Linked DNA regions of Homo sapiens: region 1 is linked to region 2. A link is a contact called in ENCODE Hi-C or POLR2A ChIA-PET data. All regions are on one chromosome and are shown on one strand. The core of a region is the stretch at or near the end of the contact, and the rest is flanking DNA. Distances in the headings are between cores, read along the strand shown.

Region 1 (6,768 bases), core at 2,618-5,117, 1.4 Mb after region 2:
TGGGGAAGATCAGCTGCCAACGGGGTTATCTGAGGGAAAAACTCAGGCAATGCAGACACTCATACGGAATAGTGATTATTGCTCCTCCCAGGGAGAATGAATCTGAGTCCTGTACAGATGGTCACATGGCAGTGACATCTAGAGACGAGTGAGGAAAAGCAAAGAACAGATGACGAAAAAGGAAAGAGGGAGAGGAATATAGGTATAAGAACAGCAACATTGCTGGGCGCAGTGTCTCACGTCTGTAATCCCAGCACTTTGGGAGGCCGAGGCGGGTGGATCACGAGGTCAGGAGTTCAAGACCAGTCTGGCCAACATAGTGAAACCCTGTCTTTACTAAAAATACAAAAAATTAGCCTGGTGTGGTGGTGTGTGCCTGTAATCCCAGCTACTTGGGAGGCTGAGGCAGGAGAATCACATGAACCCGGGAGGCAGGGGTTGCAGTGAGCTGAGATCGTGCCACTGCACTCTAGCCCAGGCAACAGTGCAAGACTCTGTCTCAAAAAAAAAAAAAAAAAAAAAGCCAGCAACATTACAGAAGTGGAATAACAGATGCCTGCTCTTTTCAAAGTTTCTTTTTTTGTAATTACAAAATTAATTCGTGTACATTGCAAAATTCAGACAATATAGAAATGTGCAAAGAAAAAGTTAAATGTCCCATAAGAATATTGTTAACATTTTGTTGTGAAAGTTTTCAGCTTTTTTCCCATGCATATATATTATAAAAAATTAAATTATCCTAACATTGTTCTATGGCTTTTTTGCTAAATTAATAAATGGCGGGCCAGGCGCAGTGGCACACTCTTGTAATCCTAGCACTTTGGGATGCTGAGGCGGGCAGATCACTTGAGGTCAGGAGTTGGAGACCAGCCTGGCCAACATGGTGAAACCCCATCTCTACTAAAAATACAAAAATTAGCCAGGCATGGTGGTGCATGTCTGTAATCCCAGCTACTCAGGAGGCTGAGGCAGGAGAATCGCTTGAACCCAGGAGACGGAAGTTGTAGTGAGCCAAGATCGTGGCACTGCACTCCAGACTGGGCAACAGAGCGAGACTCTGCCTCAAAAAAATAAATAAATAAATAAATGGCAGCTGTGTTTGTCTACAATGCAGGTATAATTCATTCTTTTTAACAACTTTGTAGTATTCCATAGTGTGAATATACCATAATTTATAAAGTCAACTTATCTTTGCATAGTTGTATTTCTTTTTTTTTTTTTTTTTTTGAAACGGAGTCTCGTTCTGTCGCCCAGGCTGGAGTGCAGTGGTGCAGTCTTGGCTCATTGCAACCTCCGCCTCCTGGGTTCATGCAATTCTCCTGTCTCAGCCTCCCGAGTACCTGGGATTACAGTCACACACCACCACGCCCGGCTAATTTTTGGTATTTTTAGTACAGACAGGGTTTCACTATGTTGGTCAGACTGGACTCAAACTTCTGACCTCGTGATCTGCCCGCCTCGGCCTCCCAAAGTGCTGGGATTATAGGCGTGAGCCACCACGCCCGGCCGCATAGTTGTATTTCTATAGGGGATCACTCTTTAAACTTTTCTGCATTCTGAAATTTCTGCAATTTTAAAACTTCAAATGTTTAAATTAAATTTCAGCTTCTAAATTAAGATTTTTATAATGTGGGCCAGGCACAGTGGCTCACACCTGTAATACCGGCATCTGGAGAGGCTGAGGTGGAAGGATCAATTGAGGCCAGAAATTTGAGACCAGCCTGGGCAACATAGTGGGACCCCATCTCACAATTTTTAAAAAATAAAAATTTAGGCCAGATGTGGTGGCTCATGCCTGTAATCCCAACACTTTGGGAGGCCAAGGTGGGCAGATCACGAGGTCAGGAGATCGAGACCATCCTGGCTAACACAGTGAAACCCTGTCTCTACTAAAAATACAAAAAAATTAGCCAGGTGTGGTGGCAGGCGCCAGCTACTCAGAAGGCTGAGGCAGGAGAATGGCATGAATGTGGGAGGTGGAGCTTGCAGTGAGCTGAGATTGCGCCATGCACTCCAGCCTGGGTGACAGAGTGAGACTCCATCTCAAATAAATAAATAAATAAATAAATAAGCTGGGCATACTGGTGCACACCTGTGGTCCTAGCTACTCCAGATGCTGAGGAGGGAGGATCAGTTGAGCCCCTGATGTTAAGGCTGCAGTGAGCTGTGATCACATCACTGCACTCCAGCCTGGGCAACAGAGCCAGACTCTGTCAAAAAAAAAAATTTGTAATATGTATTACTTTTTTTCTTCAAAAAAAGGGATCACTATTTGCCAATTCAGACTCTGGTATAGTGGCTACTTATGGGACAGATACTGAGAAGATAGAATCCAGTGAACTGGGTGACTGGTCATGGGGTTTATAGGTTTATAATGCTCCATATATTCTGGCTCATGTGAATGACAGGGATGTGAGTCTGAAGTTCAAGGGCAAGGTCTGGCTGGGTAGGCTGAAGTCTTAGCAGAGTGAATGTGGTGACCCACGAATCACAGAGTACAGGATCCCAGCCAGGGGCTCTGGCTGCACTTTAAGAAGCCTATAACCCGTGGAGGCGGCGAGACTGGTCCTGTAAGTATCTCACATACTGTATAGGTATTCATTTTGTTAATGTCTATCTACCTCAGTTAGGTTGAAAGCTACAGAGGACAGGTTGCGTGTGTGAGTGTGGGTGTGCCCGAACACTGGCGTTTTTATTCACTGCTGAATCCCCACTGCCTAGAACAGAGTATGACACCCAGCAGACATTCAACAAATGTGTTAAGTGAAGGAATGACTGAAGCTAACGACGTGGGATGCATGTCACTTAAGGGGCAGGTAGAGGACAGAACAGAAAGGAGAAGAAGAAGATCTGAGAGGCAGGAAGCACACCGGGGTAAAGGATCGGGTATGGGAGGAGTGCCCACAAGTTTAAGGGAGTCTTCAGTAGTGTGGCCAGCAGAGGCCGACTCAGCACAGAGGCCGCGAGTCAGCTGGTTTTCTCCTTGTACAGATGAGGAAGCAGAGTTGCTGTTCTAGAGGCTAGACACGCTTCCTAAAATCTGCGCATGAATGGCCCAGTCAAGATTGTGGTTTGTGATACAAAGGCACCCCAAAGCCGGGTGACTTTTGGCTTTATCCTCTCCATGGAACAACTATTCAGCGGTCTGCCGCAGTCGTTCATTGATATATGCAATATATAACGTATGTGTCTAGAGAAATATAGACAGGTGCTACAGATATATGCCGCACGTTGTGTGGTATGTGTGGTATTTGCGCATGTGTGTGTATGGATAGAGCGTCCTTCCACTAGAATGTCGGGCCCACTTCGGCATGATGGGCTGTTTCTCAACTGCAGCCCCAGATCCTGGAACAGCGCCTGGCACCTGGCAGGTGCTGACGCGTGCCGAGCGCTGAGACCCCGGCACCGTCCGCAGACGCGACGCCACCGCCACGTTACCTGCTGCAGCTGGTCCACGAACTCCTCGTGGCGCTCATTCTCGCTGCCGCGGGCCTTGATCAAGCTTGCGCTCACTTCGTCGCCGATGACCTCGGCTGAGTACAAGTTGCGGAAGACGCCGGTGAGCAAGTGCGAGATATCTTGGGTGCGCAGCGAGGAGGGGCGCAGACGAAGCAGCTGAGGCTCGGGACGCTGCGCCAGCGCAAGCTGCGTGAGGCGGCGGGGCCGGGCTGCGAAGCTGTAGTGGAAGGCCTCAGAGTAGGCGAGGGAGGAATACAAGGAGGACTTCCAGGTGGGCTGGCTGGGGCTGCTGGACCCGGCTGGTGGCGAAGTTGGCGCCCACATTGTCCCCTGGCACTCGTTGGTCCGGGACGCTAAAGACCTCCGCGTTTTGGAGCTCCTGGTCTCCATGGCAACCGAGACGCCGCTAACTCCCTGCGGCACTTCGGCTTCCGGCCTCACCCCTTCCGCCTTGCCTTTCTCTCGGATCCCGTCATCGCTGTGGTCATTGTAAACATTTGTGTCTTCAGCATTGTCCTTTTAAAAGTGAGCTTACTAAGTGTGAGGACCCATGAAGAAAGGTTTAATTGACACAGCCAGGCCTATCTGCAAAACCTTGTACCTAACTACCTACCTTCATCCATTCTTTAATTTGTTAAGCAACTGTTCATTCACTCATCATATTTATTGTGTAAAGATTGTGTTTCAGGTCTGTGCTGATTGCTGAAGATACCAAAGAAGTATGATGCTGCTTCTGCCTTCAGGAAGTGCACAGTCGTGTATGTGTGTGTTTGTGATGATGGCGGTGGGTGTGGAGGTAAAAGTAAAACAACTGTACTTTAGTGGGTTAAGGCCAAGGTGGAGATAAATATTGGTTGTCATGGAACTACAAAGGAGGACAGGAACTTAGTCTGTAGAAGGAGCGATTACTTCTTGGAACAAATGAAAACCAAGCAGAGATTTCAAAGAAGGAGTAGACTGAACATCATTAGTCATCAAAGAAGTGGAAATTAAAACCACAATGCAGTACTACAGTTAGTAGAATGACAAAAAACAAAAAAGTACCTAAATAAGAGCGTGTGTGTGGTGGCTCACACCTGTAATCCCAACACTTTGGGAGGCTGAGGCACGAGGATCACTTGAAGCCAGGAGTTTGAGACCAGCCTGGGCAACATAGGGAGACCCCATCTTTACAAAATATTTAAAAATGTGGGAAGGACGGAATGAAATTCAGGAGGAGTGGAACTTAAAGAGTGTGAGGGTGGAGGAATGACACTGATAGGTTAGGGCCAGATCATAAGTGGGTTGGTAGGCCACAATAGGGAATTTGGACTTTATTTTGAGGGCAGTAGGAGGTTCATCAAGGGTCTTAAGCTGGGGCATGTCATGGTCAGCTCTGTTTTACTAAGATCATTCTGATTGCTATGAGAATAGACAGGAGAGGCAAGAGGCATCAGGAAGTTCAGTTAGGAAACTAGCACAGAAGTTAGGAAAGAGATGAAGGGAGATTGGATGAGAGAGAGGGAACTGGATTGGAGATAGATCCAAAAAGTAGAATTGATAAGACTTGCTGGTGGATAATGGGAGGTAAGAAACAGGCACCAAGAATGACTCCCAGGTATCCTGTGTGTGCAATCAGGGGGGTGATGACAGCATCACTGAGATGGAAAAGAGGACTGCATTTGTCCAGGGCAGCAGCATAACATCACATTGACTGTTGTCATTTGCACACCATGGCTTTTGCTCACAGGTGATACAACCAACCACTTTCTACTCCACACTGAGTTTGCTTGCCTTACATCCTGAAACCCACTTCCAGAGATGAGTGCTAGCATGCTTGCCCACACACCTGGGCTACTTCCACTTCTACTTCTCTTGGTTGGGCCTGGCTCTCTCTTTTGTCCTTTCCAGGACCTTTTCTGTCCTGAGAGCTGAGAAGCCAGGGCCGCCTGCCCTGGACTGTGTGCTTGAGAGGCCCATCTCTGGCTGTCCCCCGCACTCTTTCCCACAGAGTAAGAGATCACAGGGCCAAGATGATGTGCCCCGTGCCTCGCCTCCAGGCACATGGGACCCCAAAAGTATGTGCCCACATGTCCTGAGTTCATTCCAGGGCCTATGCAGGCCTCTTCTTTAAGTTTATCCTCCCAGGGCTGACTTAAAAGGGTAGCTATGGTGGGGGGAGGAGGAGGGAAGTGGAGGGAGCTTTGGCAAACAGGCATTTCTCCAATTTTCCACAAGCATGCAAGGCCCCCAGTGGTGCAGGAAGGAGCTGTGGGTAGGAAGAGGGGTGCAACAGTCTGGGGGCCTCCATTGCTCTAATGTGGCAAATGGAGCCCCAGTTGGGTGGTCTTGTCATTTAGGAGCAGTTCCGCTTGTGGAGGCTCTCTGGCCCCCTTCCCTGTTATAGGGAAGGACAGGACAATGGACTCTTGCCATTACTTTTGGCTTCTCCACCCTGCCTCTAGACAGCCTCAGAGACAGTCACAGAGTCTGACTAGCCTGGGAGAGGTCTCCCTTTGCATGACCCCTCCCCCCTCTGGCTCCAGGCTAAGGTTACCAGCAACCCTCCTGTCTCTCCAGTGGCAACAGTCCCCCCTCAGTCCTCATCTCAGCAGCCTCTGGTGCTGCTGCCCATTCCCTCCGACTGACACACTCTCTTCCCTGCCTCCCTATTTCTTCTGTGCATCACCTATCTCCACCCTCGGGTCCCTGTTCTACCAGTATCTCTCTGCTTGATAAACTGGATTCATCCCTGATTCTACCATGCCCAGCATTCAATTTCTGTTTGCTCCCTGGCTAACTGGAGAAATGAATGGCTGCGACCCTGCACTGGTAACAGGGCTCAGGTCACTTTTGGAACCACTCTTCAGCTCCCCTCCCCTGGGGACTTCATCGGCACAAAGGGAATTCCTTGTGAGTTGCTGTCTTCATTTTATAACCCGTTCTATTGACTACATTCTTGTTTGTTTGTATATCTCTGGGTTCCCACACAAATTTTTGGCCTTTAAATTTTTTTTTTCACTGCTTTTTTCTTTTTGAAACAGGCTCTCACTCTATCACCCAGGCTGGGGTGCAGGAGTATGATCACAGCTCATTGCAGCCTCAACCTCCTGGGCTCAGGCAATCCCCCTGCCTCAGCCTCCCGAGTAGCTGCGACCACAGTCGTGCACCACCATGCCCAGCTAATATTTAAAATTATTTGTAGAGACAAGGTCTTCCTAAGTTGCCGAGGCTGGTCTCAAACACCTGGATTCAAGCAATCCTCCTGCCTTCACCTCCTAAAATGTTGGGATTACAGGCATGAGCCACTGCACCTGGCGTTTGGCCTTT
Region 2 (7,206 bases), core at 2,785-5,284:
CTTTGAAGAATTTAAAAGTTAGTGGTACTCGATATTCCACAGCAACAATCCTGGCACCCAGTAAGCACTTCTGGGCACTGGCCAACTTAATCACTACTACTCCATGTAAAGCAGGCACATACCCAGCTTTCCTTAACCTCTCTTACTTCTCCAGAGATTTCCTGCATACATTAAAAAAGACAGGCTTGTTTTTCTACTATATATCCCGAGCACCTAGCAACACTACCTGGCCCAATCTAGATGCTCAGTATATTTTTCTCAAGCAAGCAAGAACTGTCACTCAGTTCATTCTACAGCAATAACTAACTGCCTTTTTTCTACTGTGTACCAAACTATGTGGTCCTAGTAACAAGTCAGTTTCAGGAATAACCCTCTGCAAAAACACACATGGGAACCCGTCCTGTCAACATTGAAATAAAGTCTTACTACATAATTTTTAAATCTGTCAAAATAGTTAAGATGAATAAAATCCCTGTTAGAACTCTTAGAATTCAAGAAATCTACTAGTTTTCTCAACAGAAAAATTATTAAAATAGAGCTGTGGCAAAAAAGATTCAAGTTTTACTAACTAGTCATTTCTTAAAAATACAAATTAAGGTATTTTTCATTCAAGTTGGCAGAGGTTCTCTTTGAGACAAGGCCTCACTCTGTCACTCAGGCTGGGATGCAGTGGACAGTCTTGGCTCCCTGCTGCCTCAACCTCCTGTGTTCTAGCAATCTTCCCACCTTAGCCTCAGCTGAGACTACAGGCACGCCAACACCACACCCAGCTCGTTTTTGTTAATTTTGGTAGAGACGGAGTTTTGCCACGTTGCCCACCCTGGTCTCGAACTTCTGGGCTCAAGCAAGCCACCAGCCTCAGCCTCACAAAGTACCCCATATTACAAAAGCATGAGCCACCCATGACTGGCTTTTTTAAGAAACAGGATCTCACTCTGTGCCCCAGGCTTGGAGTGCAGTGGCAAAATCATAACTTACTGCAGCCCCCAGCTCCTGGACTTGAGGGATCTCCTGGCTCAGACTCCCAATTAACGGGAACTATGGGTGCATGCCGTCATGACTGGCTAAGATTCTTAAAAAATTTCTGTCCCAGTATTTCATTGTTTTAAGGTAAAAACTTTGACTATGGGAAAATGTGATAAGCCACTTTAATAGAATTTCTAGATATTTAGTGGCACAAGTCTACACAAAATGAAATTATAAAGTTCAACATACTGCCAGATGCCCAGCATGTATGTTGAAAAGGTCTTACAGGCTGGGCGCAGTGGCTTACGCCTGTAATCCCAACACTTTGGGAGGCCGAGGTGGGAGGATCACTTGAGATCAGGCGTTTAAGACCAGCCTGGCCAAATGGTAAAACCATGTCTCTACTAAAAATACAAAAATCAGTCAGGCATGGTGGCACATGCCTGTAATTCCAGCTACTCGGGAGGATGAGGCAGGAGAATCCCTTGAGCTTAGGAGGCAAAGGCTGCAATGAGCCGATATCACACCACTGCAGTCCAGGATGGACAACAGGCAACAGAGCGAGAGACTGTCTTGAAGGAAAAAAAAAAAAAAAAAAAAAAAGGAAGGTCATAGGTCATAAGGGCGATTTCTATGGCTCAGTCCAACTTAAGATCTCTTAACAGTGGAGTTTGAGTTTTCTATTTTCTTTTTTTTTTTTTTTGAGACAGAGTCTCGGCTCTGTCACCCAGGCTGGAGTACAGTGGCGCATCTCAGCTCACTGCAAGCTCCGCCCACCGGGTTCACGCCATTCTCCACTTTGGCCTCCTGAGTAGCTGGGACTACAGGCACCCGCCCCCACGCCCAACTAATTTTTTGTATTTTTAGTAGAGATGGGGCTTCACCGTGGTGTGGATCTCCTGACCTCGTAATACGCCGGACTCCACCTCCCAAAGTGCTGGGATTACAGGCGTAGCCACCGCGCCCGGCCTGAGTTATTTCTGTTTTCTTATGTCTTTCTATGTCTCACAATGTCTGTAAGCTTTATTTCTATAATATAAAAACTAACCACTGTTCCACAAACCTGGCCAGTATTCCTGGAGGATATAACACTGACATCAGCAGGGTTTTCAATGGCAACAATTGCACGAGCTGCCAGCAGAAGCTTCTCCCAGGTCCTCTTGAGATTTATGATATAGATGCCTAAGTGAGGGCAGAAGGATTTGTAACACTTGACCTGGCTGTGCAAACATTCTTCTCAAGTTTACTCTATGTGGCAGCGAGTACTACCAAACTCCAGTCATAGAGGCAAGCTCTACTGGTGTTAGCGAAAATCCTGCCATTGATATAGCACACTTCCGACACTCAGAAGTTCATGAGCCAAGACTGGCCTCCACCCTGAGCTTTAATAGTGTGCAGCCTAGATTCAGTTGGCTAAATCCATCTTTCCTTTCTCTTTCCCTGTACTTATTCCATCATTGGTTCTTAATAATCCACTTCCTGGCTTTCTGCCACTCTTTCCCTTTTATAATCTGCACTGATGCAAGATTCATCCTAAAACTCCTTTACAGCATGTCACTCCCAAGTCCTTGGTAGCTTTATCTCTAAAATAAGTAAGTGCCTTAGCCAACTTAATGCCTTCCATCCTCTGGTTCTTCCAAACCATATTGTTCATTCCCACCTCTTACCCCACTTTCCACTCAAAATTCAGTTCAATAGCCTGTGTAAGTACCTATGAAGTTGAAGGCACTATGCGAGCTATTAGAAACTCAGCCAATGAACTTTCTCATGTTCATGACCCAACCCAAGTCCCGTAACTCAGACAACTGACATATTCCTCCCCTGGAGCAGAAATCTTTTCTCTCAATAACAAGAACATTTATTTAAAGTATGTTTTCAACGTAGGGGTCTGGCTTCATTTAAGGAAGATAGAAAGAAATTACCCAGAACTAACCACGAGAATAGCAAGCTCAAAATTTGTACTTACAGCTGGAGTAACAAAAAATTAAAGCAATGACTAACCATCACTTTTCCTTTTATAGATGTACTGTTCCATCTGGAAGTCAAGATTGGTGCCACCTAAGTGGGTTCCTGCTGCAAGGAACTTAAGGACATCCTCCTCCTTCATTTGCAGGACATCAAGGGCTCCGGACATTGTGAAAATTTCCCTTTAAGTTACGACGGGAATCTGAAATAAGAGAGCAACCTATTTCTTTTCATTCCATTGAGTTAAGTAGGGCACACCCTTAAAAGCAACCAAAAACTCCATCTGCTATAGTGTCAGGCATTGAGCTTACAGTGTAGTGAAGGGTAAACAGAAAGTTAACCCATACATGTCGTGTATTACGGAACAGCGCACATCTTACTGAGGAAATAGTGTGGACGGCAGAGTAACCGAGTAATAAAACTACACGAAATTAGCGAATGGAAATTCAACACTTCTCAAGATAGGAATTAAGGAAAAGTTGTGGATGCGCCAAGTTAACAACTAGATACAAAAGAGCAGCCATGTTTGGAATATGCAAACTAAAGGCAAAAAAGGCATGAATTGTTTTCAGACATTTTCAAGCAGATTGTAGGCGGATGCTTTGGAATTACTTCGCTGTGCTGTCACCACTTGTTTGTCTAAAAACCCGAGAACCTTAACTCCTGACCCGCACGGCGCGAAGGGAAAACCCGACCAGCCCAAGTAGCTGGTGTAAATCAGCGCCTGGGCCTAGACTCACCGCCGTGTGGGACTCCGAAGGGATAGCAACACAGGATGTTAGCCCGCTTTCTGCACTCCCGCCCACCCGCGGCCTGGTCCGAACCCCAGCTCGGAGCCTCCGCTGGAGGGCGGCCTCCACCCGCTCCCGGGGCACTCTGGGAACCCGCCAGCCCGAGCCTGGCCACGTGCGGGCCGCAGGCCTAAGGTGGGGCGCGCCGGGCGGGAGACAGATCCAGTCTGACCGGCTTTCATCACTAGTCTTCTCACCCTTCATTTGAGCAGGAAAAGCTCATTTTTCTAGCCCTGGAAGGCGCCAGGGACGCTACACGGAACTCACCCAGAACAACGCCGTATGGACCCCTCTGCAGGTAGCACGGAAAAGACAGGCGGCAGGAAATGACGTCCTTATGTACTCCGTTGTCAGCCAATGGCAAAGAAAGTCGAGCGGAAGAAGGGCGGAGCCGGAGAAGAACGCTGCCGGGACTGGGCTTTTTCTTCAGGAAGGCGGGCTTGCGCCGCAGGAGCGGGCCTCTGGGCTGTAGCCGGTAGCGGCATCCTGGTCGGATCTGGGGCGCTTGTGACTTTGGGGTTTCTAGTGCCACAGCGACGCCCTGTGCATAATTCCTGTCCAGAGCGCGGAACTCAAGTTAGTCAGCCAGGCGGGGCGTTCTTACCCAGCCCTTGTACCTGCGAATATGAGCGGCTTTCTAGCCTAAGCTGCCATTTTGTTACCTGAAAAGTAGGAAGGTTTGTTCGACACAACAAATTGTTAGGTAAACAAAAACTTGAAGATTTATTTTATTTTATTTTCCTGGAGAACAGTTTAACAGGACGTAATTCAGATTTAAATGTTCACTTAAGGGAAGTTTTCTCTGAAAAAGTTAAAAAAGATAAGATTGAACTGATCGTATGCGTTATGTCTATCTCATGTATCTATCCATCTATCACCTGGGGGAAGTTTCCCTGAAAAAGTTAAAAAGGACAAGATTGAACAGATGGTATGGATTATATCTATCTTTTTTTTTTTTTTTTTTTTGGTAGAAGAAAAATTTTGCAATATCCATCAGTAGGAGATAAGTTTGCCGGGCGCGGTGGCTTGTGCCTGTAATCCCAGCACTTTGGGAGGCCGAGGTGGGTGGATTGCCTGAGCTCAGAAGTTCAAGACTAGCCTGGGAAACATGGGGAGACCCCCATCTCCACAAAAAATACAAAAATTAACCAATCATGATGGTGCGTCCCTGTAGTCTCAGCTACTCAGGAGGCTGAGGCAGGAGGATAGCTTGAGCCTAGAGGTCAAGTCTGCAGTGAATGTGATTGCACCGCTGCACTCCAGCCTGGGCAATAGAGCGAAATTCTGTCTCCAAAAAACAAACAAAAAAATAGGAGTTAATTGAAGGGGCGCGGTGGCTGTAATCCCAGCACTTTCGGAGGCTGACGCGGGCGGATCCCTTGAGGCCAGGAGTTCAAGAGACCAGCCTGGCCAACATGGCGAAACCCGGTATCTACTAAAAATTCAAAAATTAGCCAGGCATGCCTGTAATCCCAGCTACTGGGGAGGCTGAGGCGGGAGAATTGCTTGAACCCAGGAGGCAGAGGTTGTAGTGAGTGGAGATTGCGCCACTTGCACTCCAGCCTGGGCGACAGAGTAAGACTCCGTCAAAAAAAAAAAAAGTGCAGGTTCCTCTCTGGGGCCTGCTGAGTCAATCTGATTTCTGAGCCCACCCTAAAATGAACTCGTAGACCCTTATGGCCACTCTTCCAAAGGACAGCACATCCAGGTTCTCCTGCAAGTGGCTCTGCAGCTCCACTGAAGCCAGTATGATTTTCTGAGGAGCTTGGAAACCCTTGGACCCTAGCACAGGTCACCCCCAGGCTGCTCTGCTTCATCACCCACCAAGGCTGAAGCACCTGGGGCTTGAGGGACAAATTCAGAGAAGTCACAGCCCCTTGCGGCAAATGCAAATGCCTCCCGCTTCTACGCTTTGTTATGGGAAGAGGAGGCATTCAGTTTGTTGGCAGAAACTCAGGCCACAAGCCTCCTCAGAGGCCCCTGAGTCCCAAAACAATGCCCTGCCCCCTGCACCCAAATGTACTCCTGCTTAACCCTTCACGTGTGGATTGGGATTGCTGAGTAGTGAGTGCAGCTCTGCAGGGTTCCTCCAGGGGCCTCAGCCTTGGCATTAGGATCACCTGGGCAGCTTTTAAAATCTTACACCTGGGCTGAATATATCAGAATCTCTGAGTGAGACCCAAGCATCAGTAGCTTTTAAAGCTCTTGTAGGGGCTTCCCCTCCACCCTCTGAGTGTTCACTGCTAAAATGAACTGACAATAGACAAATTAACAGGAGAAGAAACATACACTTTTTTTTTTTGAGACGGAGTTTTGCTCTTGTTGCCCAGGCTGGAGTGCAGTGGCTCAATCTCGGCTCAACGAAACCTCCACCTCTCGGGTTCAAGCAATTCTCCTGCCTCAGCCTCTCGAGTAGCTGGGATTATAGGCATGCGCCACCACACCCGGCTAATTTTGTATTTTTAGTAGAAATGGGGTTGCTCCATGTTGGTCAGGCTGGACTTGAACTCCTGACCTCAGGTTATCTGCCCACCTCGGCCTCCCAAAGTGCTGGGATTACAGGCGTGAGCCACCACACCAGGCCAAACATACACATTTATTAATGTGCTTATGCACAGGAGCCACACGAAATATAAGACTCAAAGAAGGGCCAGATGGCTGAAGCTTAAATAGCATCTACTTCACAGGGAAGGGAGATGGGATGGTAAACAATTTAGAGGGCTAGTAAGTGATTTTTGGAAGGATAGGAATGAGTTCAAAGAACAGAAAATTTGCCTGAGACAAAGTTCCTGTGAGCTCTGGGGGAAACAGCAGCAAAGGGTAAGGGGAGGAACTTCACTGTGACCAAAGGTTGCCTTATTAGGCAAATAATGTCTCCTGGAAAATCTCTCAAAAGCTGCCCTCAGAAAAATAGATGAAGAGTCTGTCTGGGCATGGTGATGACTTTTAGTCTTTTCTCTTCCCAGTGGTTAATATTTCCTGGTTACCTGATGAGATTCTTAGGGAGGAAGTTTTAAGACTATTGTATTTTATTCTGGAGGAACCTACCTTATTCAGATAAGGGAACTTCAGACAAAGCCCCTCCGGATGCTTTGGGAAAAGGGGATTGAGAGATGGGGTTAGGGGAAGGTCAGAAAGAAACCTTGGTTCTGACGCTATTTCAGAAGCCTTTCAATTTTCTTTAATTCAAAGCATGCAGCATGCCAAAGTGCCTTATTCAGTCAGGGGTATCATTTTCTGAGCCCCAACATTTTCCAGATGATTCCAATGTGCAGCCATATTGAGTTTAAAAACCACGATCCTAGACTCTAGAGTATTTCTTCTTTATTTTATGTAATTTTTTTTTTTTTGAGACAGTCTCATTCTGTCACCCAGGCTGGAGTGCAGTAGTGTGATCTCAGCTCACTGCAACCTCTGCTCCCAGGCTCAAGCAATTCTCCAGCTTCAGCCTCCCGAGTAGCTGGGACTACAGGCCCGCACCACC

Evidence for each region. A loop is a pair of places that touch in the nucleus more often than their neighbours do. ChIA-PET counts read pairs that join two places held with the same protein, here RNA polymerase II (POLR2A). Pooled maps may share reads with other maps.
Region 1: a pooled map shows a loop between it and region 2 (6-fold over the local background). The contact joins the promoter of DLEC1 here to the promoter of RPSA in region 2. A Hi-C loop is called at or near these places in 2 of 168 maps with a recorded cell type or tissue (CD8-positive, alpha-beta T cell and OCI-LY7), 1 of 37 single-sample maps with no recorded cell type and 8 of 50 pooled maps. POLR2A ChIA-PET finds 5 or more read pairs at or near these places in 1 of 52 experiments (activated T-cell).

Annotation. Positions count from the first base shown.
Region 1 is chr3:38,036,307-38,043,074 of GRCh38, reverse strand. DLEC1 (DLEC1 cilia and flagella associated protein) reads right to left here and starts at 3,867. Exons shown (of 37, transcript NM_007335.4): 1 at 3,439-3,867. The coding sequence starts at 3,849. RefSeq lists enhancers at 3,073-3,302, 3,593-3,802.
Region 2 is chr3:39,403,548-39,410,753 of GRCh38, reverse strand. It overlaps RPSA (ribosomal protein SA), which reads right to left and starts at 4,034. Exons shown (of 7, transcript NM_002295.6): 1 at 3,990-4,034; 2 at 2,968-3,133; 3 at 2,030-2,148. The coding sequence starts at 3,100. SNORA6 (small nucleolar RNA, H/ACA box 6) reads right to left here and starts at 2,363; the gene lies at 2,215-2,363. RefSeq lists enhancers at 1,145-1,936, 4,001-4,140, 3,522-4,313, 5,899-6,691 and silencers at 2,206-2,255, 3,651-3,830.